5 separate regions of the Mus musculus genome follow, and all the other regions are linked to region 3. Evidence: chromatin loops called from intact Hi-C (ENCODE). Cell type or tissue: heart. All regions are shown on one strand.

Region 1 (5,000 bases), 77 kb after region 3:
ATCACCCTGGGCAGGATGGTTGCAAAGCCACTGCAAACAAAAGCTTTGGGATCCATCTTCTCTGGAAAGGAAAAACAAAGGAGTTCGAAAACAAAGGGGTTCAAGTCTTTCCCTCACAGCCTGTCACTCCGCACCCACCACCCCTCTGCCTGCAGGTGAACTGGTTGAATGCTGTGAGGTTTCCCAACTGGCCTTGGGGCTGTGCTCACAAATCCCACATCCAACAGTGTTGGGTTGGCAGAGCTTAGCAAAGCATTCCGGGATTTTCCTGCCACCACCCTGAACCCCTCCCCACAAACCCCAGAGCAAAATCAACAGTAGCGGCCACTGAACCAGAGCCTCCCTCCTGATCCCGCTGAGGCCATGTTCTTAGGATTTTACTGCTTATTCTAAAAGACAAGCTCTTTTTTTTTTTTTTACATCAATGGATTTACCAGTTCACTCCGTTTCACACACCTTAAAACATAGATCCCCTCATCCTCGCCACCACCTCTACCACCACTCAGCTGACTCCATCATCCCCACGCTGCCAAACTCCATTTCCACCGTGCACAGCACCTTCACGCCTCCATCCCTACACCGGCTCCATCAGCCCAGTCACCCATACTGTCGCCGTCAACCCGAGCAAATTTATCAGTTCTATCACATATACTCCTCCTACCCCCATCACCCTGACTGACTCTACCATCCACCTTTTCTGTCACCTCCGCCATCTCTATCACTTTAACCACTTCCGCATCCTCTGCCCCTGCCCACCACATGTCATTCCCTACTATTGTGTCACTGCCAAATATCCCCATCAGCACCTGGAAAAACACAACCACCTCTATCCCATATGCCATCTCCACCATCACCACCTGGAAAAACACAGCCATCTCTATCCCGTGTACCATCATCTCCATCATCACCACTCTTTCCATCACCTTGACCGTCTTCCTGCCTCAACTCTGCCACTTCTACCCCCGTTATCACCTGCTCCATCTCCACCTCTATCACCACCAACTCCTTCCCCTCTTACCTGCTCACCACCTCTGCGTCACCTATTCCACCACCTACACTGAGGACACCATGACTTGCATGACCACTCCTTCTCTACCTGGGGCACTACCACTCTCTCTCCTTCTGTTTCACCGCCAATGTCCTCATTCACTTCTAATGTCATCTCTGTCACCTCCATTTCCACCAGCATCACCTCCATCCTGAGCTAACCACCATGCACAGATCGATTGAATCTACCAATAACCAGTAATGTACTCAGTCAGATTTTCTTTTTTTCTTTTTCTTTTTCTCTTTTAATTAATCATCTATTTAATGTTAGCATGAGTTGGGGAAAGGCACCCAAAGCCATGGTGCACTTGTGGAGACCAGAGACAACCATTGGAATCTGCTCTCTCTCCTTCCACCTATGTGAGGTCCAGGGATTGAACTCTGATGTCCAGGTTTACGTGGCAAGCTCTTTACTCACTGAGCCATCTCGCTGACCCCAGCCATAAATTTTCTATTCCAGAGTCAAAAGTATTTTTCCACAAAGGGCTGGAGGTTTCAGTGTCTGGTGTGGTGACTCTGGGATGAAAAGGTCATTTGAAAAATTCAAATTCAGTTCTTAATTGTACAGTAGAGGGAAACATAGACCGCTCAAGGACATGTCATGCCTTTACATGCCTCAAGTCCCCCCAAGTTATCTCCTTCACTTCTTGTTTGGTTGACCCCTCTCACTGGGGACCTCCTCTGAGCTCCAGACCCAAGCTGTAGGACTGTGTATGTCAGACAGGACTCCCTGAGGGCAAAGGCATCTATATGGTCATTAACAGGCAGTACGGAGGAGATACTGGGTCTCACTATCTGGATACAATGTGAATCAAGCCCCCCACCCCCACCCCCACCCCCAGAAACGAGATAGCCCTTTCCAGCCATCTCCAAGAGGTGATGGATGACTACACAGACATACTCTGAAGCTCCCGGCTTCTGACTTGGGTTTCCTCAGAAAGTCCTGGCAGTTGCTCTGATTCTGAGTCTGATGAGGGCCCGGAAATGCGCATTTCACACACTCCCCATGGGTTCTGGCTATGGAGAGCCCCAACTGGTCTTCTTCACAGCCAGGGTGCTTCTCCATGGTGTTTGTTGGTTTAATTCGCCTTCTGTCCCTAACGACCTCTTCATTTGAGCTCTCCATGAGGAAGAGAACTTGTAGCTATCACGCTCCGTGGTCGCCTAGCCCAGACTGAATGAACATCCAAATCTGAAAATAAAGGGATGGATGGCCTCTGTCCCTAAGCCTTGTACAGCTCCTTTGGTCTCCTTGATCATAGCCCTGGCCCCTTTAAGTGTGCGTGGGGACGCCGGGACCCTCGGTCTCTGACAGCACAGAAAAAAAAAAAAAAGAAAAAAAAAAAAGCCTTCCTCTCGGGAGCGGGAGGAAACATAGGAGGGGGCGGAGGCGCGGCCGGAGCCTGGAGCCCCGAGCTTGAGCGGACGCCCCGCCCAACCCGAGCCCCGCGCCCAGCGCCCCTCGCCTTGCCGCGGAGTGCTGCGCCCGGGGCGGGCCGGGCCGGGGCGGGCGCGGGCGCGGTGGACTGGGCGGCAGTGGGACTCCGACTGACCGACCCGCACAGCACGCAGCGACCAGCCTCGGGCTCCGCGGTGGAAGATGCACAGAGCAGGTAGGAGCCCGCGCCACCTTCCGCGCTCCGGCGGCAGGCTCTGCGAGTGGAGCTTGCGGGACCCGGGTTCCCCTCTCTAGTAGCCCAGAGTTCGGGTGTTCTGTCCCACGCACCTCGCCGTTGTCCCCCGAGGAAGGGTCCCCTCAGAAACCAGGACACCCTGCCTTCCAAATCGTGCCCTCCAACACCCAATCCTTCCCCTTCTGTCCTTTGGGTCCCAGCAGGTCCTCCTTCACCCTTTGGTGGCTGCATTTGGTTCCCGGGCGCCGACGCCAGTCTGTTCTGGCACTCCAGGGCTCGACACACCCCACTCTGCCATCAAACACCTTGGTTGAGTTAGGAAGCTTGGGCTGTTCCTCTAGATGCACCCCTCTTAAAACCCTCAGCCCGGGCTCCACTACCGGTCCGAGGCCCCGTCACTCCCAGGAGCGTCAGCGTCCCTCTTACCCCCTTCCCCCTCGGGTCTCAGTCTGTGAATCAGACTTCACCAGGTCAGTGATTCCGGGAAACACAAAAGTGTTCTCAAAGAAATTTAGCGATCTCTGCCGAGGAGTGCCATTTAGCAGATTGAGAAAGTGAGCCTCAGTCAGATGGGCGGTGCCTGGAATCTGGATTCCCAGCTGCTGTACACAGGAAAGTTCTCAAAGATGAGCGCGTGCTAGGTAGTAATCCTGAGACCTATCTGCTCCACGCGGTTGCACCCTGTTTTCTTTTACTGCTATCGCTGAGCAGAAGAGGAACTCCTTCCTCACCAAGGACCCTGTTCAATGCCACACTTCCCAACACACATCCCCAAAGAAACAGGAAGCCACCATTTTGGCTGTCTTGGAACCATATCCTGCTGCTGTTACTGCTGCTGTTGGTGGTGGTGGTGGTGGCCTCGGTGGTGGCGGTGGCAGTAGTGGTGGTGTGTGTGAGGGGCAGGAGGAGTTGAGGCTTTTTTTTCTTTTTAAGAGTGTTTTACTGAAAAGTCATTGTCTTGGGAGCAAGGTGCGGCTGGAGACATTGGGCTGGTCTTACAACAGACTGAGGAGTGGGGCAGCCACCTCCCTGTGTCCAGGCATTGGTGTTGCTGAGGGTAATTAACGTGGGTCACAGAATTGAGGGGCATAAGGAGGAGAGTCACCGCATAGGAGTGGAGAGGACTGGAACAGGGTTCCCAGGGGCTGGCTACCCACTGCTCTCTGGGGAAGGTTGTAGTCTGGACAGAGATAGGCTGGCTTTCCCTACTCTCCTAACAAAACAGCTTGGTAACAATGGAGAGAGCCAGTCCAGCTTCCCCATATTTTCCTGTATGAAGCTGGAGCAGGCCCTCCTTTCCTAAGAGTCTGGAGGGTGGAGGGAAACAGAACAAATTTAGATGTAGATTTGACCCCAGGAAGCCTTTGCAGTGGGCACTTTTAGATCTAGCTGCCTTGTAATTTGTGTCTGTAGACATGATTCCCTTTTCAATATGATAGCCTTCCATGGTGACCGGTGGATGTCACACTCCCTGCCTCCAGATCTCATGGCTCCAGGACTCCCTGGGGTTGGATCTCAGAGCCACCATATGCTTATGTGACCTTGAGCAGGTTTCTTAACTGCTGTCCCTCAGTTTATCTATCGGACAAATCAAGATCTGTCTCAGACTTGTCTCTACTAACCAACAATAAAGTAAGCAGAACACAGTCCAAGCGACCACTGAACACTAACTCATATTTCCCGGGAACTTATAATGGATTAGTTACCACTACCGTGTATTCTTTCTGTCAGTCTAGTTAACATCATCAACAACAACCTGACGATGGGAAATTGAGCTACTCTGATCTGTTCAGGGGCCAAGACAGGATCGAAATCCAGTTTGAAAGCCATTTTGTTTTTAAATCCAGGCCCATCTTGGTGCATAGGGGATGTTTGCCTCTTGACTTTGTCAGGTGTTTTGTGTCTGTTGATTTCCTCGAACTCACAATAGTGCCATGAAAAGGTGGGTAGTTCTTTCCTTCCCCAGAAGGAAGACGTGGCTTCCAGAGGCAGAGGGATGTAGGATGTATACACACAGCTGTATGAGAAGGGCTGGTACCAGACCCTAGGCCTCCCCGCACTCTGTCTCCCACTGTCTTCCTGGGAAGTGCCCTGTTGTGGGTCACTGGACAAGCTTTAACAGCAGCCTAATTAGAAGCCAGAAGGCTTGGCTTGGACTTTCCAGCGGGCACTGAGGAATGGATGTTAAATTAAGATGCATTGCAAGGTGAAATTGGAAGATAATTGTTCTTGCGACATATGGTCAGGAGCGCTGCTCCAGGGGGAGTGGAGGGAATGGCAGGGGAGAAAGACTTGGGATCAGATGTCAGAGTGTCAAAA
Region 2 (5,000 bases), 280 kb after region 3:
CATCTAAACTAATTCCAGGGATGAAACTGAGTCAGCAGAAAGGCAGCCTGAAACCACTCGAGACACTACCACAACTGGGACAGAATCTGCAATTAAAGTGCCAAAAATGAAGCGATTAAACACGGCTAACACAAGGATTTGTTAAAGCCAAGAAGGAAAATTAATCACACGTTCCCCTTTGGCTTGAAGTCACAGAAAATGAGTCTTCACAGTGTTTAAATTATCAGAGAACTCATGTTCTGACTGTTCAGAAGTGACCTTCGAGGGAGGATAGGCTGAACAGGATGCAGATGTGTGTACAGGCAGAGGCAACGGCCATGAGAACCATACTCCTCTTCCGCAGGGTCTAATACGTCAAAAGGGTGCTATTGAGATGGCTCAATCACTAAGGAGCTTATTATACATGCAAGACAACCAGACTCTGAGCTCCGGGATCCACTTAAAAAACAAACAAACAGGTAGGGGGTTATAGAGATGGCTCAGTGGTTAAGAGAACTTGTTGCTTTTGCAGAGGACTCAGGTTCAGTTCCCAGCACCCATATGGTGGCTCATAACCATCTGTAACTCTAATCCCATGGACACCAGGCACCAATGTGGTGCACATACATACATGGAGGTAAAACACTCACATATACATTTTTACAAGCAAGCCAGGTGTGGTGTCACACATCTTTAAACTCAGTAGTCAGGAAGCAGAGATAAGCAAGAAGATCTGTTGTTAGCTGGAAGCTAGCCTGGTTTATAAAGGAGTTCCAGGCCAGCTAGGCACACCGTGAGACCCTATCTCAATTAAAACTTAAGGAAGATTTTACTTGAGGTTGGAGAAATGGCCCAGCAATTAAGAGTGCTTACTGTTCTTCCAGAGGACCTGAGTTCAGTTCCCAGTACCCACATCAAGTGCCTCACAACCACTTGTAACTCCAGTGCCAGAGAATCCAACACCCTCTGGCTTCATGGGCACCTGCACACATATGGTGTAAATAAACTCTCATGACATACAAAACACACACACACAGAGAGAGACAGACAGACAGAGAGAGAGAGAGAGAGAGAGAGAGAGAGAGGTAAAAGGCCAGGTGTGAGCCCTTGCTTGCTGGCTCCAGGCTTACTGACCAGCCTAGCTGAATCCATGAAGCCCAGGCTGAGAGACCCTATTTCAAAAAGAAACCAAGTCAGCCAGCTCCTTAGAAACATTATCTTTGGTTGAATGCTAATGTATCCACACATACACAAACACAGGGTCGGGTGGGGTGGAGACCTTTAAGTAATTACATCAACACAAAACTTGAAAAAGTGAAAGAACTGCTTCTGGGGAGGAAACACTGCCCTGAAAGCTCCACAGCACACCACCCAAAAGCTTGAAGGCAGAACTTGTCAGCAAGTCTCTGTCTTCCCATCCCAAAGCACAGAGCCTTGTGCCCACAAACCAGATAGATATAGATGCACCTACTGGATCAAATGGGCACAAGGTCAGCACCTGTTGCACTCTGCCAGGCACTTTATTCTCCAGCAACCCCACACCACCACCAACACACTGATGTTGTGGTGTTCCGCCTAGGAAAAATGCTGTCAGAAGTTGAGAGAACTTGTGTGATCCCAAGGTCATACAACTAGTTAAGAGGCCTTTGCATATGCATAAACTCCTGACAAGTGGGGAGTAGAGCCCGAACCCTCTGGTCCACCGAGAGGGTTCCAGAGAGCCCTCACCCCAGCAGATCCCAGGCTAGCAAATCTTAGGTCTTGGGGGTCAACTTGACCAGAGAAAATGGCTTGAAGGCGGCTTCTGGCTCTCATGAAGTCAAGGTCTTTGCCACAGGGGCCACTCTCCACCTTGAAAATTATTCTCTTCTCTCTTTCTGATCCGTTCTACAAATCCACTTCTATCTACAGTCATGTTTATCCCGTACTGTGGAAAATCCCAGTACTGAACCCAGCGTTTTGGGCGCTCAATAAATGTGCAGTAAGTTCGGAAGGGTCCAAAGCATTGCTCAGAGATGATAAACGGGTCAATGAAACCTTTCATTCATCAAGTGTCCTAAGCAGCAGCAAGCCATGCTGTGCACAGGTGCGGAAACTTACTACTCCGCTCCCAAGGCGTTCCCCGCGCCACAGCCTCGCACAAGGGGCCAGCCTTCCAGCCGCAACCCATCCCTCCGGTGGAGGAGCACTCGGGTTTCTATCGGGGATCAGTCGGGATGCCCTCCACTGCCTCAGCTTCTTTCACTGAACCCCGAGGGCTGTGACCCACACTGACCTGGCGCCTTCGCCCAGTTCCCCATACGTGTTGTAGTTCACGGTCATGATCTTCACAGACTCCTTGAATACCACGTCCCCGCGACCCAGGTACTGCAGCGTACGGCGGATCGGGAAGCGACCCTTCATCGGCATGGTGGAAGTCAGGAACTCCTCAAGCCGCGGACCAGCGCGGCTCCGGGAATCTTGGGAGGCACTTCCCGGCGGCCAGCGCGGCCGCGGGGCAGCCTGGGACTCGTAGTTTGGGCCCGGGCTCGCAGCCGCCTCAGCGTTGGGAATCAACCTGTCGTTTTTGTCTTCACAGAAACCAATTATCTTCTCCCAAGATCTCCAGTTCTGAAGTGAAGAGCTTGACGGAAAAGTCGCTGTTGATTCAAAGGGAAAACTTATTTGCAAAGGAGGAAAGAGTGGCTTGCTCTGGCGCGTCAGGGTCTGCCTCAAAGGACTCTGCTTAGAGGAGGGGGTCGTTCGCTTGTTAAGAGTGGTTGTGACAGATATGACAAGTCAACAATCAACATGTCACTCTGCGCTGCATTTTTTTTTTTAGGATTTATTTTTACCTTACTGTTTTGCTTGTGTGTTGTGGCTGTGCACCACATACACGCAGTGCCCGCAGAGGCTGGAAGAGGGCGTTGGGTCCCCTGAAATTGACCTTACAGAGCTGTGAACTGCCATGTGGGACCTCTAAAAGAGCAGCAAGTGCACTGAACTGCTAAGCCATTTTTCCAGCCCCACTGTAATTTTTAATCGCTGTTTATGGCTGAAATTAATTTTTCTATAGGATTCTCAAGATTTTTTCCCTTTGTAATTATGTAAATTTTCAACTGACTTCCCAGGCTTCATAGATGAACTGTCTACTGATAAGCCCATTAGAGCATTTTTCATCTGTTAATCTTTTATTCTAGTATTTTTTTTTCAAAACTTAAGTGTTCTTTCCTCTGCTCAAATAATCCAACAATTCTAGACATGTCCTGTGCACACATGAAGGCTGGGGGAAAAGTGTCCTGCTGTGTTTCTGTTCTCTTAGTAAGCTCCAGCAATTGGGATTGTAACCCACACTTCTGGGGTTACAGGCACAGATGATCTCACCTAGATTTTTACATGGATCCTGGGATCAGAACTCAGACCCTCAAGTACTCTTACCCACCGAGCCATCTCCCCAGCTACCAAATTGTAAATTGTTTTAGTTTTTTTTTTTTTACTTTATGTCTATATTTTTTAAAAGATTTATTAATTTTATTTATGAGTACACTGTAGCTGTCTTCAGACACACCAGAAGAGGGCATCGGATTCCATTACAGATGGTTGTGAGCCACTATGTGGGTTCTGGGAATTGAACTCAGGACCTCTGGAAGAACAGTCAGTGCTCTAAACCACTGAGCCATCTCTCCAGCCCCTATGTATGAGTGTTTTGCCTGCATATATGTGAACACATCACTAATAAGCTTCAGCTATAACTACATGTCTGAAGAGGAAGGTAAGCTTCTAGAGCATACCCTTGAGAGTGCAGCAGGCGGCTGCAGGGTATCTAATCACACTGTGAGCCCCACAATGGTGTTACTTACTGGAAAAACCTTTTTTAGTTGTGGTATGGCTCAGTCTCAGCACACACCTTTAATCCAAGAGCTGCTTCAATACTGTAAACGGGATTAAATAAAGTCAACCGTAGATCAAGAGGAGGAACAGCCAATTAACAGGAAATGGACATAGGATTATTAAGAGAAAACCATTGACAGTAAGAGGGAGTCTTACTGTTAACTGTCCTCACTCACAGCCCAATAACAAAAACCAAAGTTACTACTGGTATTCCTACAAGTCATGGGTTCTGCTGCAGCCATCAGATCTTGGCTTACTCTGAACTCACCACTGCAGGTGCTGGGAGGAAACTGAGCCCTGCAAATCAGTTTCCTAATGGCTCCAAGAAAGGTTACTGGTTTTTCTTCAAGCCAGCTGCTGCTTGTAAGAAGACTGACAACTTCCGAAAGACGCTGCAACTGAAATCATTAAGTGATTAAGATCCTTAAGTGATTAAGATTCTGCTAGGCAAGGTTAAGAGCACTGACTGTTCTTTTAGAGGTCCTGAGTTCAATTCCCAGCAGCCACATGGTGGCTCACAACCACCTGTAACGGGATCTGATGCCCTCTTCTGGTGTGTCTGAGGACAGTGACAGTGTACTCAAATAAGTCTTTAAAAAAAAATTGTGCTAGGCTTCTGGGGAGGCTGCAGACCTTGAAGTTTCATCACAGAAGATGATACTGCATCCACAGGAGACACCCAGCAGCCCACATAAACAGCCTTGGGTCCCAAATCAGACAGACCTGGGCTCCAGGCCCAGATGAAGTCACTGTAGAAACCCATTTAGCCGCACCTAACTTCTTTCCAGATTGTTCAGCTGCTGTCTCTTTGGTCTATGTAATAGCTGAGCCCTTCCCTCTTCACCATTCCTGAGCCAACCCAAACCCACCTAAATACTGATGGCAAATGAGTTGTAAGTATCCAATCTGTTCTTTGTCAAACAACACAACACAGACCTGTTGGCAGAGCTGAGGTAAAGTGTGAAATGTACCAGTGCCTGGTGCAAATGCCAGCCCCAGGCTCCCTCACCCCTCCGAGCTTCAGTTTCTGGTGGGGATAGGACTGTAGAGTCGATGACCAGCCAGTCTAGCCTAACTGGAAAGCTTCAGGATGAGAAACCCTGCCTAAAAGGCGGATGGGTTTCCTAAGACTAATACCCAAGGTTGTCCTC
Region 3 (5,000 bases):
GAACTGCTCCTATGAGTAGCCAGCCACAGAGCAGACCAGGATCAGCACCAAGTGACTTGGGACATTCCTCTGGCCAGAGCCAGGAACCCAGCTCTTCACACACATCCACTCCTGCCTCTGAAAGCTCACCACAAGCGCCCACAGTCACTTTCCAAACACTAGATGATATGATATCTTATTATAAACAAGTCACATGACCTGTAAAGCATGCTGGTTGTATTTGTCTCATAGAAGTCAGTCAGGACTGAGTTTTACTTCTTTCTTCCTGTACTTTCCCAGGGAGCACAGGCTTGAGGCCACATTAGTTGACAGGGAGGAGTGAGAGCTCATTGACTCTTAGGTTGTTCATTTTCTTACCGCTTGGTATAGGGGGACTATCTTCTCTCCATGCTGACCCAGCTGTGACTCATTTGGGGTTCCAGGTGTGTAAATTATAAATGCTAATCTGAGAAATACTGAGGAACTTGTTTCTTTTTTAGATTATTTTATGTATGTGAACATCTTACCTTCTTGTATATATGTGTACCACGTGTGCCTGGTGCCAAGGAGGTCAGAAGGTGGTGTAGGATACCCTGGGCCTGGAGTTATGTATAATTGTAAGCTACTATGTGGGTGCTGGGAACGGAACTTTGGTCCTCCACAAGAAGAGTAGCCAGTGCTCTTAACTATGGATTCATCTCTCCATACCCCTCTGAGGGGCTTTTAACCCTTCTTTACAAACACACCCTCTCATGACTTCGCTTTTAGGGCTCCATTCTTTTCTTTTCAGAAGTGTGTTAGCATGCAGGTGTCTACTCCACAGGTTCAGCTTCCCTGACAGGTGATGGAGCAACATGAGGAGGATTTGTCCAACAGGCAAATGAGGGCCTATTATAGAGGGCTGCGTGGGAAAAGGAAGCTGCTGGGACACTAGGTAGTCACATCTGAAGCTCTAAGGTTGGGGAAGAGCACCTACAGTTCAGAGGTAGAAGTTGGTAGTTGATCTGTTCCCTGTTACTCAGTTGCCTATGTCTGTCCTCTGCAGATATCTGGAGTTGGGCTGAACTATTTGGGCATTTGCAAAGGCTGCTGAGCTGTTTAGAAACCAGTGTTCCTTAGTTTTGCCAGTTAGAGCTTTGACTTGTCCTCCTGCCTCTGTGCCTTCTGATGCTCTCCATTACTTTAGTCTTCTTGACTCTCTGAGTAGGTCAGACTTGGACCCCATGGTGCTGAGCAGGTAGGTCCCTGCCTATATTCTTATTTAGCAGGGACGTTTGGTGCACAGGAATCTAAAGGACGTCACTCAGTAGGGGTGTTCGGAGCATTCACCTATGCAGCTGCAGACAGGCAGTCAGGAGTTGACCACCAACCCTCTGAGAACAGTGTAGCAAAGGAAGACCCACCTCTTTGGGGTTTCCTTGATGCTTTGTCTCTGCTCACATGAGTGGAAATGCCCTGTTCTTCCTCGAAGTCATGTGGCATTGTATTGGAACAAGACTTATGTCTAATTTCCAGGCTTAAGCTTTTCCTAGTATCTTCTGCTGCCAGTCTTTTGCCCCAGTATTAACAAAGTTTGGACAAATCCCAAAATTACCTCTGAACTCCACAACAAAAGCAGAAGCTAGACATAATGCAGTCCTGTTAGTCTCATCAGGCAAATACCTCCTTTAAATACATCAAAACTCAGCTACCCTTAATTTTTTTTCCAGAAATGACACATGTATCCTAAAATTCATATGGAAATGCTAGGGACCCAGAATAGCCAGAAAAAAGTTGGAGGACTAAAGATAAGGGCCAAAACTATAAATTCAGCTAAAATAAGGAAATAGTTTAGAGGAGAAAGAAGGAAATAGAATTATTAGACATGTCACAACTGTAAGCAAAAGCAGAAAAGAGACAGACATGGGAGCAGAGGTGGGTTCAAGGCCAGCCTGGACTACATAGCAAGCTGCAGGCAGAATAAAAGGAAAATAGTTTGATCGCTGGAGATAAAGTGCTTTTATGAGGCAGAGTATCAAGAAGAGAATGTGGTGGGATGAGAGAAGGCAGGAGTGACAGCCAGGCAGCAATGGGCCTTGAATGGAGCCAGCAGGCATGGGAGGACCTGGCCACCACAGCCCTTTGGGAGCAGCAGCAGTCAAGCGCAGTTACTCTTCACCTCAACTAGTACCTGTAGGTCATTTTCCTCTGGGGTTTTGAAGACTAAGTTTCTTTCTAGTCTCCTCTTTATGACACCAGTTAAAAGGTCTATATACAGTCCCTCAGATTTATCTTGAAGTCAGCTTCAGAAACTTACTTTTCATGGACCAGCTTTGTGCCAGGATGTCCAGCAGATGGCAGCAGAGTCCTCAGAGTTCAGAGCCATGCACCAAGACTATTGGCTTCCTAGGGATGCAATCAATGTGTCGCTTTCATTTTGTTTTTTTCCTTTTTGGGGGAAGACAGTTTCGTGTAGCTCAAACTTCGTATGTAGCAGAGATTGAACATTTTTTAGTTTATTCTTTGACAATTTTCGTACATGTATGTGCACAGTGTATTGTTTCCCCTCACTTTCTGCCCTCCTCAGATCTCCTTCCACCCTGTCAACTTCCTCTCTTCCACACAAGTCCTTTTTTTCCATCTTTTCATTTTGTTGTGTTGTGATCCACTGATTTTATCTGAGACTATCTGTGATCTGTCTATTGGGACCTAGACAATGACTGCCTTACCATCAGAATCCATCCCAACCAATTGTTCAGCAAGGAGAGATAGGGCCCCTTGATCCCCTTCCCATTCAGTGATTGCTCCGTGATAGTCACTTTTGTAGGCCCTGTGCAGGCAGTTGTAGCTACTGTCAAGACTGGGTGTGCTGTGTCTGTGCAATGGCTATGCTCTGCCCTGAAGATTGCATTTCTCAGTCCTCTGCCTTCCAGCTTGGCACTCTGTTCCCTTTTCTGGTGTTCCTAATTGTTGAGGGATATGCACTCAGCAGTCACTTGTTCTCAGCACCTGAGCACAATGTGGATGGATGGAGAGCCACAGGAGGCTGAGTGTCAGTATTGAATTTCTGATCCTCTTGTGTGTACCTCTGTCCCTAGAGTGTTAGGATTACAGGTGTGGGCCACCTCACCTGGTTTATGTCTTGCTGGGTATTTAACCCAGGGCTATATTTGCATATTAGGTAAGCATTCTACCAACTGAACTACATTTCCAGGCCATTTTTAACTTTGTTAGAACCATATCTTAAAAATGAAATTATGGTGGCACATGCCTTTAATCCCAGCACTTGGGAAGCAGAGGCAGACAAATTTATGAGTTCAAGGCCAGCCTGGTCTACAGAGTGAGTTCCAGGACAGCCAGGGCTACACACAGAAATCCTGTCTTGAAAAAAAAAAAAGAAATTAATTTTTTTATTGAACTTAATATATTCAGAACATCTTAGTATACATTCAGGATACAGAAAACATCAAGAGGTACTTTGTTTCTTTTTTAAAAAGCTTAGATAGATAGATAGATAGATACATACATACATACATACGTACATACGTACATACATACATACATAGATAGTCAGGGGTTCTGTATATGTATAATCCCTGGCTGTATTGAAACTTGCTATGTAAACCAGGCTGGCAACAAACTCAGAGATCAGACTGCTTTGCCTCCCAAATGCTGGGAATAATGGTGTGTACCATCACACCTGCTTTTGGTTTTGTATTATGTGTGAAAGCCTGCATGTATATGTGTACCACGTGTGTATTTGATGCCCTCAGAGGGCAGAAGAGGGTGCCATCTCCTGGAGCTGGAGTTACAAGTAGAGCTGCTCTGTGGGTGTTACGGACAGAGTCCTCTGCAAGAGGACCAAACACTAACAACTGCTAAGCCACACTTCCCTATTGTTTTCATACTAAATTCCAGAGTGCACTGTAGCCCGCAGTGTAGCCGAGCTTGCATACTCATTTTCCACCAGATACACTTTTATCTGTATTTAGGTGTCATAAAGCAGTTGAAAAGTACTAAACTCATATCCAGGTTGTCCCAAACATATAAATTTTCTGATAGTTGAATTGAGTGAAGTTTTAAATTTAAGAATTTTTGGTGGTGTGTGTTTTGAGGTGTCAGGTTTGCCTTGCACATGTTTGTCATGTGCTGTCATTGAGCTACAGCTCCAGTTTCAGCTTTTAAGCTCAAAATTTTGTTACTGTGTGTATCTCTGTATGGGGTCAGAGGACAACTTGGTAGGGTTGGTTTTCCTGTTCCACCTTTACATGGGTTAGCTCCAGGTTCAAGTTTAGGTTGCTAGGTCTCTCAAGCACTTTGCTCAGCTGCCTGCCCCCTTTCCCACCAAGTGTTAAATTTACATCAGGGAAATTGAAGTTGAATCCTTTTGTTGTGCTAACTTGTGTGCAGGACTGCTCCAAATAACCATTTGCTGGCTTTGCGGTCCCTGTACTTTGTCTTCCCATTAATGACCAAAGACTGGCAAGCCAGTTTCTCCCAGGTGCACATCCAAGACTTATGACCGTGTCTGAATTGGAAGTGGTTAAGCCTACAGGAGAATGTTCTCATGTCTTCTCTGCATGTCTGGAGAGCAGAGCAAACCATTGAGAAGACTGCTCTGAGTTCCTTGTTTTCACTGTAACCTCTCCTCTGGGCCTTGTGTGTTTTGGCGCAGTTCCTTTGAATTGGTGTACTGAATCATTCTGCTGGCCTGTAGAATGCCCAAAGGAGAGCATTTGAATCCATATACATGAGGTGCCTGCTGCACTTAGCTATACATTTGCCAGAGGCGTGGCTAATTCCCCTGGGTTGCTCTTCAGCTGGTCTGGTTGTGACATACAGATGAGGCAGTGGAATTTAGAATCCGGAACAGGGGTGGGTACTGGTCTTTACAGTTAACACAACAGGATAGCCACACCATATGTGGCTCAAGTTTCCTTTTGAACCAGTAAGGCAAGCTGAGTCAGTTATATGCCAGACTGTTCACATAAAATGCTACATAGCCAAGGTGAGTGATAATAACTGAAAATGATTTGTTGGCT
Region 4 (5,000 bases), 58 kb after region 3:
CTTACTCCAGGGAGGAGGAACCACAGAGGTGCTGAGGAAAGTATGGCCATGACCAGAGTGGCTTGGGCAGGGTCCCCCAGCTGCTAGCAAGAATAGTGTCAGGTGCAAGATGGAGGCAGGGAAAGGATGACTATGTCTTGGAAATCTAGCTAAGATTTCTTAACCAACCACCTGTGAGGTGGGAGGGTGAGAAGGAGACAGGAATGTCCTGGGGTTTCTGGAGAAGCTTCTAGAATCCTGAGGAACATGGGATGCCAGGAGCTAGGATTTGTGTGCATTTGTGTAAAAGGCCATAGGTCCTCTGCAGAAGGACTAACAAAAGGCTAACAGTAAAATTTTAGCAAAGTTCTTCTTCAGGGGTATCTGGCCTTCCCTTCATTCAAAGGGTTCTAGTCTGTAAGCTGGCTTAAGTCAGAAATTGCTTCACAGACCAAGATTCCCTCTTGCCATAATCCAATGTAGTCTTTCATTTGAGGGTTTTTCTGCTTATACAGATCAAACAAAAATGCAGTAGGCTTCTTATCTACTTCACACATGGCAACACCAGGACTGGTTAGCCAGATCCACAAGTCATGCCACCATAAAATCTCTTTGCCTGTGCTGACCATTATGGATCAAGCCATTGTGGACATATGTTGTCCATTGTGATAACTACGATCCCCTGCCTTTGGTGCTAACTAGCCCCTGCTACTTGGGGTCTGATTAAACCCATCACATTTAATTCATCTGAGCAGCAGCATCTTTGACCCTAAGGTCTGGCACAAGGAAAAGAGTGACAGAGTGCTCTTCAGATGTGATGGTGTCCTCTCACCATTTTGTGTCTGAAAAGCTTGGTGAAAGTCACATCACCTGGTGTTGCGGCCGCCAGCAGCTCGCAACGTGAACGGTTCGACTGAGAAGGCCGCTCGAGCTGTAAGAGAGGAATCTAGACGGGGCGGAAGAAAGAATGTAGCCAAGACAGTTACTCTGATCAAGGCTCAAATTTTATTGTTGCGACACTAGTTATGAAGGAAGGGGGAGGGGACCCGATTCCCGCCGAATAATCTCTGGTCCAGTAGAAAGGTGCACGGGTGTGGCTCCGCAGGTTCCAGCAGTGGGCGTGGCAGAACGAATGAGCAGGAAGCTCCACCCCTGAGCAAGCAGGTTTCAGGCTGGGGGAGGGGAGACTACAACCTGGGCCTTCCCATTGTGGATGACTGGGTTTTACACAGTGTAAAGCACACTCGAGTATACACTCACCCAGTGTATCTAGTATTGCAATTTTCCTAAACCTTAAAATCCCTTCATCACCCAAGTCAAGTGGAATATCCAGTTCCTTTTCCATAGGTCATCTTTTGAAAATTCTTTAACCAACTACTCATACTTTTGATACTTTTTAAAAAACAGTATGTGATATATAAACTCTGTGTGTGTGTGTGTGTGTGTGTGTGTGTGTGTGTGTGTTGGTTAAAGGTCTAGAGGCAACTACTGATGGGCCCTGAGGAACATCAGGAGTCTCCTGTCTAGCATCTCCTTCAGGGAAAGTCACTGCTGGTTTAGCAGACGGTGAAGAATTAATTTCCTCAGGCAAAGGTGGGACAGGTAATATTCAGGCATTGTGAATATGGGTGCATCTTCTGCTAAGGGTAGAGAGATTTCTTCCTCAGGTGAGCTAGACCCTTGAGAATCTGAGGGTTCAAAGTTCGAAGCCTCATCCGGGTCCTCCCGTACAACTTCTTGTGTCTTAGGGTTCCACCCTTCATCAGTATGGCCTTGTCGTTAACTGCATACACTCTCTAAGGCTGGGATGTGAATATTCATTGCAATTCATTAATTTGTCTTATCATGCAGGCTTCAGTTTGATTTTTTTGCAACTTGAGCTTTATAGCTGCTGGAAAGAAAATTCTCTTCCCAGGCACACATAGAAACCTTTAGACTGTTTCTGTGCATCTAGAGCCGGTGTGTTTTATTGCTGAGTTCATTGCTGTCCTTCACCATAGTCTGAGAGGCTAGAAGCTGGCTAATTTTATTTCGGATCTCATTCCTTACTTATCTAGAGATGCTAGGTGCAACCTGTCAGTCTTATCATTTTTCCTTGTTTATTATTATTATTTACAAATTGTCAAAATTTTTACATACAGAGTCCCCAAATCTATTGCCTCTCACACCTGGTGACTCAGGAGACTCATGTGCATTGTAGACAGTTCACACCGTGGGCTTTCAGTGATCTCCAAGCTCCCAGGAGAGCGTCAGTGACTGTAGGTATCAGCAAATGGGAAAGCCTGGTCCAGATCCTTTCAAATATCCATCCTAGGCTGGAGAGATGGCTCATCAGTTAAGAGCACTGACTGCTCTTCCAGAGGTCCTGAGTTCAATTTCCAGCAACCACATGATGACCATTGTAATGGCATCTGATGCCCTCTTCTGGTACATCTGAAGAAAGTGACAGGTACTCAATAAACAAACAAACAAACAAACAAACAAACAAACTTAAAAAAAATTCATCCTTATACTTCTGTTGCTCTGGAACCACTTCTGGTGCCAAAATCTGAATTAGTCCAAGTTCTCTAGAAAATAGAACTGATAGAAAGAACACAAACACACACGCATACACGCAAGCACACACACACACACACACACACACACACACACACACACACACACGCGCGCGCGAGATTTATTAGTGTGGCTTACAGGCCGTGGTCTAACTTTTCCAACAATGGTTGTCTTTTGGTGGAAAGTTCGAGAATGCAGTGGTTTCTCAGTCCATGGCGTTGGATGTCTTAGTCTTAACAATAGGCTGTAATCTCCATGAAGTAGGCTCCAATACCACTGAAGGAATGAACCTGCCGGTGAGAGTGAGAAGAAGCAGGTGAAGAGCAAGCGCTTCCTTCTTCCACATCCTTTACATAGGCGACCACCAGAAGCTGTGCAGACTTAGGATGCATTGTTCCCACCTCAAAGATTCAATCAAGAAAATTCCCCTCACAGGTGATCCCAACCACTTGGGTTTTAGTTCATTCCAGATGTAGTCAAGTTGACAACCAAGAATAGCCATCACACCACCTTTGCCCTTGCAATGAGGCTGGCCTGGTACACTGTTTCCAGGGTCTGGCCCTTTTAAATTTAGCTGCAGGAAAAAGTAGTTTGTGCAGGCCTGGACAATCAGCAACAGGAAAAAGTCATCCAAGGGGCGTGCTCAATGAATTATGGAGGCATTGTTCCCCGGCCTAAGGAGCCAGTGGTGCCGCTCTGAGCCCAGTGACCAGCCCAGGGCTGTAGGCTGCTAGCTGGGTCAGGACAACACAATGTGGACAGCCAAAGGCAAGAGAGAAAAAGGAGGAGGAGGGAGGAGGAGTGGAGAGGAGGAGGGGGAGAAGGAGGAGGAGGGAGAAGAGGAGGAGGGGAAGGAAGAGAAGGAGGGGGGAAAAGAGGAGGAGGGGAAGGAAGAGGAAAGAAAAACAGCAGAGGAAGAAAAATACTTGAAATTCCTTGTGTCCGGGGATAGAAGAACATTTCTAGAAAGTCGTCAGCCAGGGAAAGGCTGCTGCTGTCCTGGGTGGGGGCCTCCCGGAGCAGGAGGAAGTTGCAAGCGATATTTTGAGATATTTTCAGTCTAGTGTGATGTCGATTGATTTTCCAAAACACCAGTAACCCCCTGCTGAAGGAAGGGCTGAAGTTGGACTGGGGCTAGCCAGAGGTGGAGCAGGGTGTAGGACCAGCCTGGATGTAAACAGGAGCTGACTCAGTTGGAGAGTTCCAGTACTCCAGACAGCTGGCTTACAGCCTCCATAGCTCTACAGGTTTGTGTTCCAGACCTCACTTTGGTGGAAAAAAACACAGATAAAACTGGGTCCTCTACACAGAAAGCCTGCGACATAGCAAGCCATGTTCTTTTTGCCTTCCTCCTCCAGGGGGGTGCTCTCTGTTACACAATTACTCCTGCTTCAGCAAAGCAGATGGGAAGAAGAATAATGTTTATGGAGAAGAGGTAGCCATGAACAGAGCAGGCAAAGGCTGTCCTAACAGAGCTGATATGGTGAGGGGACATAGTGTGCAAAATGAATAGCGTAGCCTGTTGGAAGAGGAGGGCACCATAAGAAGATAAAGCAGAGAGAGGGGTAGGAGTGTTTCATTCGGTGCAAATGGCCAGGAGGATGGATGTTCCCTTTCCTTCACTGGGATCCGCCCTCCTGCCTTGTGTCACAGCTCCTGCTCTGACACCTCATAGTCCCATCTGTCCCAATGTCCTGGGATCTCCTTGCTCCGGGCTAAGCAGGACCAAGTTCCTCAAAAGAAGCCCTTTTACCCTTCTCCAGAGCTGACTTCTTGTCTGGAGGCAGACAGACCAGCCGTTTTAATCCCTCCATCATATGGAATGCACCTACAGGTCCCGTTTCGTGTCTTAGCAGTTGCATGCCATTGTTCCCTGAACTCACCAACCTGATGTCATAAATGTTACCTACCCTGATCAACCATCCCAGCTCCTACGTCTAGGACAGTGTAGGCTAGAATATGCATGTGTTCTGTGATTCTTCCTGGGGCAGTCTAGCCACAAAGCTGGCAGATGTCTTTTTGACACAGAAGTAGACCTCACATAAGAAAATATGAGCCAATATTCCCAACCTACTAAGAGAGATTGGTAATAAAAATGCAAAACAAAAAGAAGGGGGACACGGCCAAAGAACATGATGAGGCTGTTCTGTTGACACAGAAATGCACATGGCCAATAAACAACTGAAAGATATGAGCTTCCCAGGCAGTCATAGAAATGCAAATTAAAAGAACAATAGAACGCCATTTTTCTCCCATCAGATTGGAGAAAATATAAAATATTGATGACATCCAGTACCAGCAAGGAGCAGGGCAGCCAGCCGTTTTGACACTGCTGTTATACAGTGTGAGCCATACAATCTTTGGGGACAGTCATCTGTGTTAAAGTTTCAAGTGTTGTGTGCCCTTTGATAGAGCAATTCCATGTTGGAAAAGTGATTCTGCAAAGCCTTCTGCAGGCACAGAAG
Region 5 (5,000 bases), 370 kb after region 3:
AATATTTGCCACAGTATCATTCTACCATTTCCCATTTAACCATTGAGTGATTTCCTTGCTGGACCCAACTGTGAGGTTGTCACAGGTGACTGGGCAAGATGGTGTGTGTGCGCTGTGTTTTTTGTGTGTCTATTTGCAGGCAGTGTGTGGTGTGTTAATTCTTTTGGGTCTATTCACAGTCAATAAGGATGAGCAGTCTGTGAGCTGGGTTGAATTCCAGTTGCTACTTCTCACAAGGCTTCTTAAATCTACTGTGGCCCAAATAGTAAATAATTTGCCTATGGCACATGCTAGCGATCTTAACACTCTGGAGGCCAGAGCAGGGGAGTCATGAGTTCAAGACTAGCCTACATAATTCAGAGTCCTTGTCTCAGAACTGTGTCTGGCCAACTGGGACTACCTCACTCCAGTTGCCCTTCCCACAGGGGCAGTACTAGTTTTTGGCAACAAAACAAAACAAAACAAAACAAAACACCTTTGGTAGACAGGTGATGGCGCTCTAAACCTCCGTATCATGGAAGGTAACCTCTGTGGACAGGCATGGTCATTGAAGAATATAGTGACAAAGCATATGAGTCAGCCAGCGGTAGCCTTAGTGACACAGAGACGTGTGCATGGATGTCACATCAGTGGCTGAGGCAGGAATACACAGATCCACAAACCTAACCACGCCAAGGACCCCTGACTGTGAGCAGAAGCTAGAGAGGGCAGAAAGGGTGCCATGCAGGTTCAAGGAGAGTGGGGCTCTGGTGACCTGTAGCTTCTGGGGCTATAAGACAGTCTGTGTCTGTTGGTCAAGCCTCCAGTCAATATTACTTCATCATGGCTATCCTAGCACCCTAATTTACTGTCTCTAGGCTCTGCCTGACACAGAGCCCCTTGCCATAGGTGGCTCAAACTCTATTCCCTGGCTCTGCTGAGCAGTCACGTGACCCAAGCTTGGGCAGTTGAAATACCCCATCTTTTCCCATACATTGGCTTAGGATAGCCTTCTAATGAGCTTCAACCTCAGAGCTGCTGTTAGAACTGTTGTTACAGACTCCTTCCTGACTCTGAGGTGCCACTACAGCCTAAGAGCCTACAGGAGTGAGTGAGTACTATTTTGAACCTGATGTCACATCCAGCTAAAGAAACTGAGGCACATTATGGCAGCCGGGTGCAGAATCAGTTAGGACAAGAGAGGACCAGGTTTCAGTGGGTCCTCCCTGACACCCACTGTCTCCCCTTCTGAGACCCTCTCATGTTTCCTTTGGAGACTGTTGCCCCTCCCGCCCCCCATGTTCAGTTAGAGGGAGGAGACCATCTCTCACAGGCAGCCTGGACACAAAACAGGTCATCAGGAGCAGCGATGGTTTCTGGATGTTTGGGTAGCACAGCCCCAGCACATCAGAGTAACTCCCAGACATTTGGTAGAAGCCTTGAGAATGAGGCTGTCTCCATGGTGGCTTCTCGGCAGTTTGAGCATCTGCTTGTAGCTGCTGATGGCTATGCTGCTGCAAGGAGCAGAGCCGAGAGGCCCTGTGACAGGACACAGTGACACAGTCAGAGGCCTTGGATATGGTTCTCCCTGAAGGTGTCTCCTGGAGTTTTTTTTTTCTTTTTTCTTAAGGCAGTTCGATGTGAAGTTCTAACACATGCTGAAATACTGGCTTGAGGACTGTGCCAGAATCTTAGGTCCTATTATATTGCCTCTGGAGCAAGCTTGCCTCTCCCCCCACCCCCCCATCTTTGTTCAATGTCTCTTTTCTAGAGGACCTTTTCAGACTTCAAACCCTGTCTAAAGCATGAGTCAACAACTCCTAGAAACCTTCCTTGATCCTTCTATGGCTACTAATTCCTCTCATCACTTTTCTGGCACCTTGTGGCTCCCAAAGTCCTGTTCTGAATCCTCTGTGTCCCACAACCTGTAACAACACTCAGGACATTTATGTAGCTCTGCTGCCCTCCGGTGGCCAACAACAGAAATGCATGAAAACGCATCCTGAATCCCAGCTCCTCCCCATATAAAAGGAGCAGGTTCAGGCAATGGCCACACTGGATGCCCTGTGGTCTTCCTTGCTAACTCTGGTAATTCTGCTCCACCTCTAGAGGTATCCCTACAAACCTCGGCTTTGTTTGTTTTGTTTGCCTGGTTAGTTTGTATCGACCTTGGAACCCAGGAAGTCAAACATGGTAAATGTGGTGGATAGTCTGAGCACGTATGTATCCATGCCTGGAGCTTAGATTTTCAAGACAGACCGTTCAAGGGTCCCAACATATCTTTGTCATGAGGGAAAAGGCAGCTCCGTGCTCAGAAATGGACAGAAGTCTAGCTGACGTTTCTGAGTTCACATACAGCTTCTAAGCGAGATAGGATGTTGAAGAGGCAGTTGGCAGAGCAACAGCAGCCAGTATTGGAATTCTGGGACCGAGTCCTCCATTTTTTTCAGACCAACAAATCCAGAAGAGGAAATGGGCTGCATGGACCCAACGCCTAGTAAGTAGCATGCAGGGCTGAAAAAGACCACTCCTGGGTTCTGGCAGCTCCTTGTGCTTACCCTTCCTTTGGGGTCTGGAAAGAAGAAGCCCAGCTTGGGCCCTGATTCCCTATTCTTGCCAATGCCCAGATTTGTGAGACGATGGGTTGGGGCTTAAGCCATGCAGTTTCTGGTCCTTTGTTTGGTGGTCTGAGCTGCAGAATTGCTGGAAGGCCAGGCTGAGAGCCAGAACTGCTGGCCTCTTTAAGGCTCTCCATCAGAACGTGTGCAGGAAGAGCTCGAAGTGGCTTGCTACTCTCCTGCTTTCCTGGCCCACCCCTGGCCTATCCTATACTGCTGAGGGAAGGACCTCCCATTCTCACCCACCTCGCAGTTCCCTGACCCTACTTTGGATCAGGGACTCCAATCCTCAGAGGACACTCTGTCCTTATATCATGACCAGGACTGGGAAGAGGCCCAAATAGCACCAGAACATTGGGTCAAAGAATTCTCTAGCACTGAGATTAGCTGTCTTGTGTAGAAGGGGGAGTGGCTAGGCGTTTTCACGTCCATTACTGTGGGCCTATACCACAGGGTGTGGCTCAGATTTAGGGTGTATCTTTCCACTTCAAATGATCCAAGAAAAGACCTCACATGCCACGCCTGGCTGGTGGGTTTTAGTTGAATCTAGATGTAGTCAAGATGGCAACCAAGGTCAGCCATCATGCATAGATGTGTTGCTATGTACATGTGGCTTCTCTCTGTCTGCTGCTTACGCTCATGTGGAACTATACACCACTGGGCTGGGTCATTTTCTAGACTACACAAAGCCTGTCTTTAGTTGGGGTTTCTGTTGCTGAGATGAAACATAATGACCAAAGCAACTACAGAGGGAAGGTTTTGGTTTTTTAGCTTACATATTCAGAATCAGAGTCCATTGAGGGAAGCCGAAGCAGGAGCTCAAATCAGGCAGGAACCTGGAGGCAGGAACTGATGCAGAGGGCATGGAGGGGTGCTGCTCATTCATAAGGCTTGTTTATCATGACTTGTTCAGTTTGATTACTTTCTTTCCTTCCTTCCTTCCTTCTTTTCTCTTTTCTTTTCTTTTCTTTTCTTTTTCTTCCTTTTCCTTCCTTCCTTTTCCTTCCTTCCTTTTCCTTCTTTCCTTTCCTTTCCCTTCCCTTCCTTTCCCTTCCTTCCTTTCCCTTCCCTTCCTTCCTTCCTTTCCCCTCCTCCCTTCCTTTCCCTCCCTTCCTTTCCCTCCCTTCCTTTTCCTTCCTTCCTTTATTTCTTCCTTTCTTCCTTTCTCTTCCTTTCTCTTCCTTCCTTCCTTCCTTCCTTCCTTTCTTTCTTTCTTTCTTTCTTTCTTTCTTTCTTTCTTTCTTTCTTTCTTTCTTTCTATTTCTTTCTTCCTTTCTTCCTTTCTCTTTCTTTCTTTCTTTCTTTCTTTCTTTCTTTCTTTCTATTTCTTTCTTTCTTTCTATTTCTCTCTTTCTTTCTATTTCTCTCTTTCTTTCTATTTCTCTCTTTCTTTCTATTTCTCTCTCTCTCTTTCTTTCTTTCTTTCTTTCTTTCTTTCTTTCTTTCTTTCTTTCTTTCTTTCTTCATGTTTTTATTCTTTGTGCACAAAAACTAGCATGATTGGTTCCACTTAGTAGACAATCGAATAATCCATTCAAGGTCGCTTAGTCCAACTTAATGAAGCCTGTGTCCTTCACGTACTGACAGAAGCACTGACGACACATATTCAGCCCATATTTGCAGATCAGACCGTGGCGGTTAGAGCACACATGGCAAGAGCCAAACCTCCATGGGTGACTCCAGTAGAGCTGCTGGTGACCCATCTTGTCTTCAGACACCCAAAGAGGAAAAAGGTCGGTCTGCTTTCTTATAGAACCAGAAACACCAGCCCAGGGGTGGTCACACCTGGGTTCTCCCACATTGATTACTAATTAAGATGTCCTATACCAGTGGTTCTCAACCTTCCTAATGCTGTGACCCTTTAATACAGTTCCTCATGCTGCAGTGACCCCCCAACCATAAAATTATTTTTGTTGCTACTTCATAACTGTAATTTTGCTAGTGTTATGAATCACAATGTAAAATCTGTTTTCTAATGTTTCTAGGTGACACCTGTGAGAGAGTCATTTGATCTCCCTCCCAAGGAGTCACAACCCACAGGTTGAGAACCATTGTCCAATAGGCTTCCCTGCTTACAGCTTGGTCTTCTGGAGGCATTTTTCCCAGTTGAAGTTCCCTCCTCTTAGAAGACTAGAGCTTGGGTCAAGCTGGCATGAAACTACTCAGCACAAAGCCCACACAAACAAGATTTCTAACCCTCTTGGTTTCATACACTGTTTACCTGGGATCTTACAAAGCCCCATAGTTCAGCAGTTTATACACAAGTAAGATTAATGTATGACCCCATCCTCTGCATGTATATTGTTGGTATTCAACTTTCTCTTATGAAGGCCGTGCTTCCATCTCACGACCTCAACCATGTTTGCTTCATCACAGCTGGGCTTCTTATTGGCTTTTTCTTCA

The links. Peaks named below come from ENCODE experiments on the same cell type or tissue, not always from the same donor. Only the 100,000 strongest peaks of a DNase experiment are listed, where the experiment ranks them.
Region 1: a loop joins it to region 3, with 2.6 times the contacts of the local background. A loop is called at or near these places in 3 of 42 quality-filtered maps.
Region 2: a loop joins it to region 3, with 2.2 times the contacts of the local background. A loop is called at or near these places in 5 of 42 quality-filtered maps.
Region 4: it touches region 3 in a loop (2.3-fold over the local background); 2 of 42 quality-filtered maps call a loop at or near these places.
Region 5: a loop joins it to region 3, with 9 times the contacts of the local background. A loop is called at or near these places in 17 of 42 quality-filtered maps.

What each region holds. Positions count from the first base shown.
Region 1 is chr6:91,976,383-91,981,382 of GRCm38, forward strand. It overlaps Fgd5 (FYVE, RhoGEF and PH domain containing 5), which reads left to right and starts at 2,583. Exons shown (of 21, transcript NM_172731.3): 1 at 2,583-2,660. The coding sequence starts at 2,648. In heart, no CTCF peak of the experiment used is centred here; DNase peaks (open chromatin) are centred at 2,039, 2,619, 3,059, 3,399 and 1 weaker place; H3K4me3 peaks cover 2,780 bases; H3K27ac peaks cover 1,836 bases; H3K27me3 peaks cover 3,727 bases.
Region 2 is chr6:92,181,586-92,186,585 of GRCm38, forward strand. Mrps25 (mitochondrial ribosomal protein S25) reads right to left here and starts at 2,438. Exons shown (of 4, transcript NM_025578.4): 1 at 2,255-2,438. The coding sequence starts at 2,388. In heart, a CTCF peak has its summit at 2,884; a DNase peak (open chromatin) is centred at 2,326; H3K4me3 peaks cover 2,019 bases; H3K27ac peaks cover 1,723 bases.
Region 3 is chr6:91,899,391-91,904,390 of GRCm38, forward strand. Ccdc174 (coiled-coil domain containing 174) reads left to right here. Exons shown (of 11, transcript NM_172730.2): 11 at 1-458. The coding sequence ends at 197. It overlaps 4930590J08Rik (RIKEN cDNA 4930590J08 gene), which reads left to right and starts at 4,843. Exons shown (of 20, transcript NM_198668.2): 1 at 4,843-4,966. In heart, a CTCF peak has its summit at 2,304 (motif pointing right); a DNase peak (open chromatin) is centred at 2,301.
Region 4 is chr6:91,957,007-91,962,006 of GRCm38, forward strand. No RefSeq gene overlaps it. Among named protein-coding and RNA genes, the nearest start is that of Fgd5, 19 kb to the right of the region's middle. In heart, a CTCF peak has its summit at 2,379 (motif pointing left); DNase peaks (open chromatin) are centred at 3,205 and 3,625; H3K4me3 peaks cover 559 bases; H3K27ac peaks cover 1,389 bases; H3K27me3 peaks cover 604 bases.
Region 5 is chr6:92,267,273-92,272,272 of GRCm38, forward strand. It overlaps Gm30688 (a long non-coding RNA gene), which reads left to right and starts at 2,363. Exons shown (of 5, transcript XR_001785327.2): 1 at 2,363-2,476. It also overlaps the pseudogene Gm44803. In heart, a CTCF peak has its summit at 1,947 (motif pointing left); a DNase peak (open chromatin) is centred at 1,949.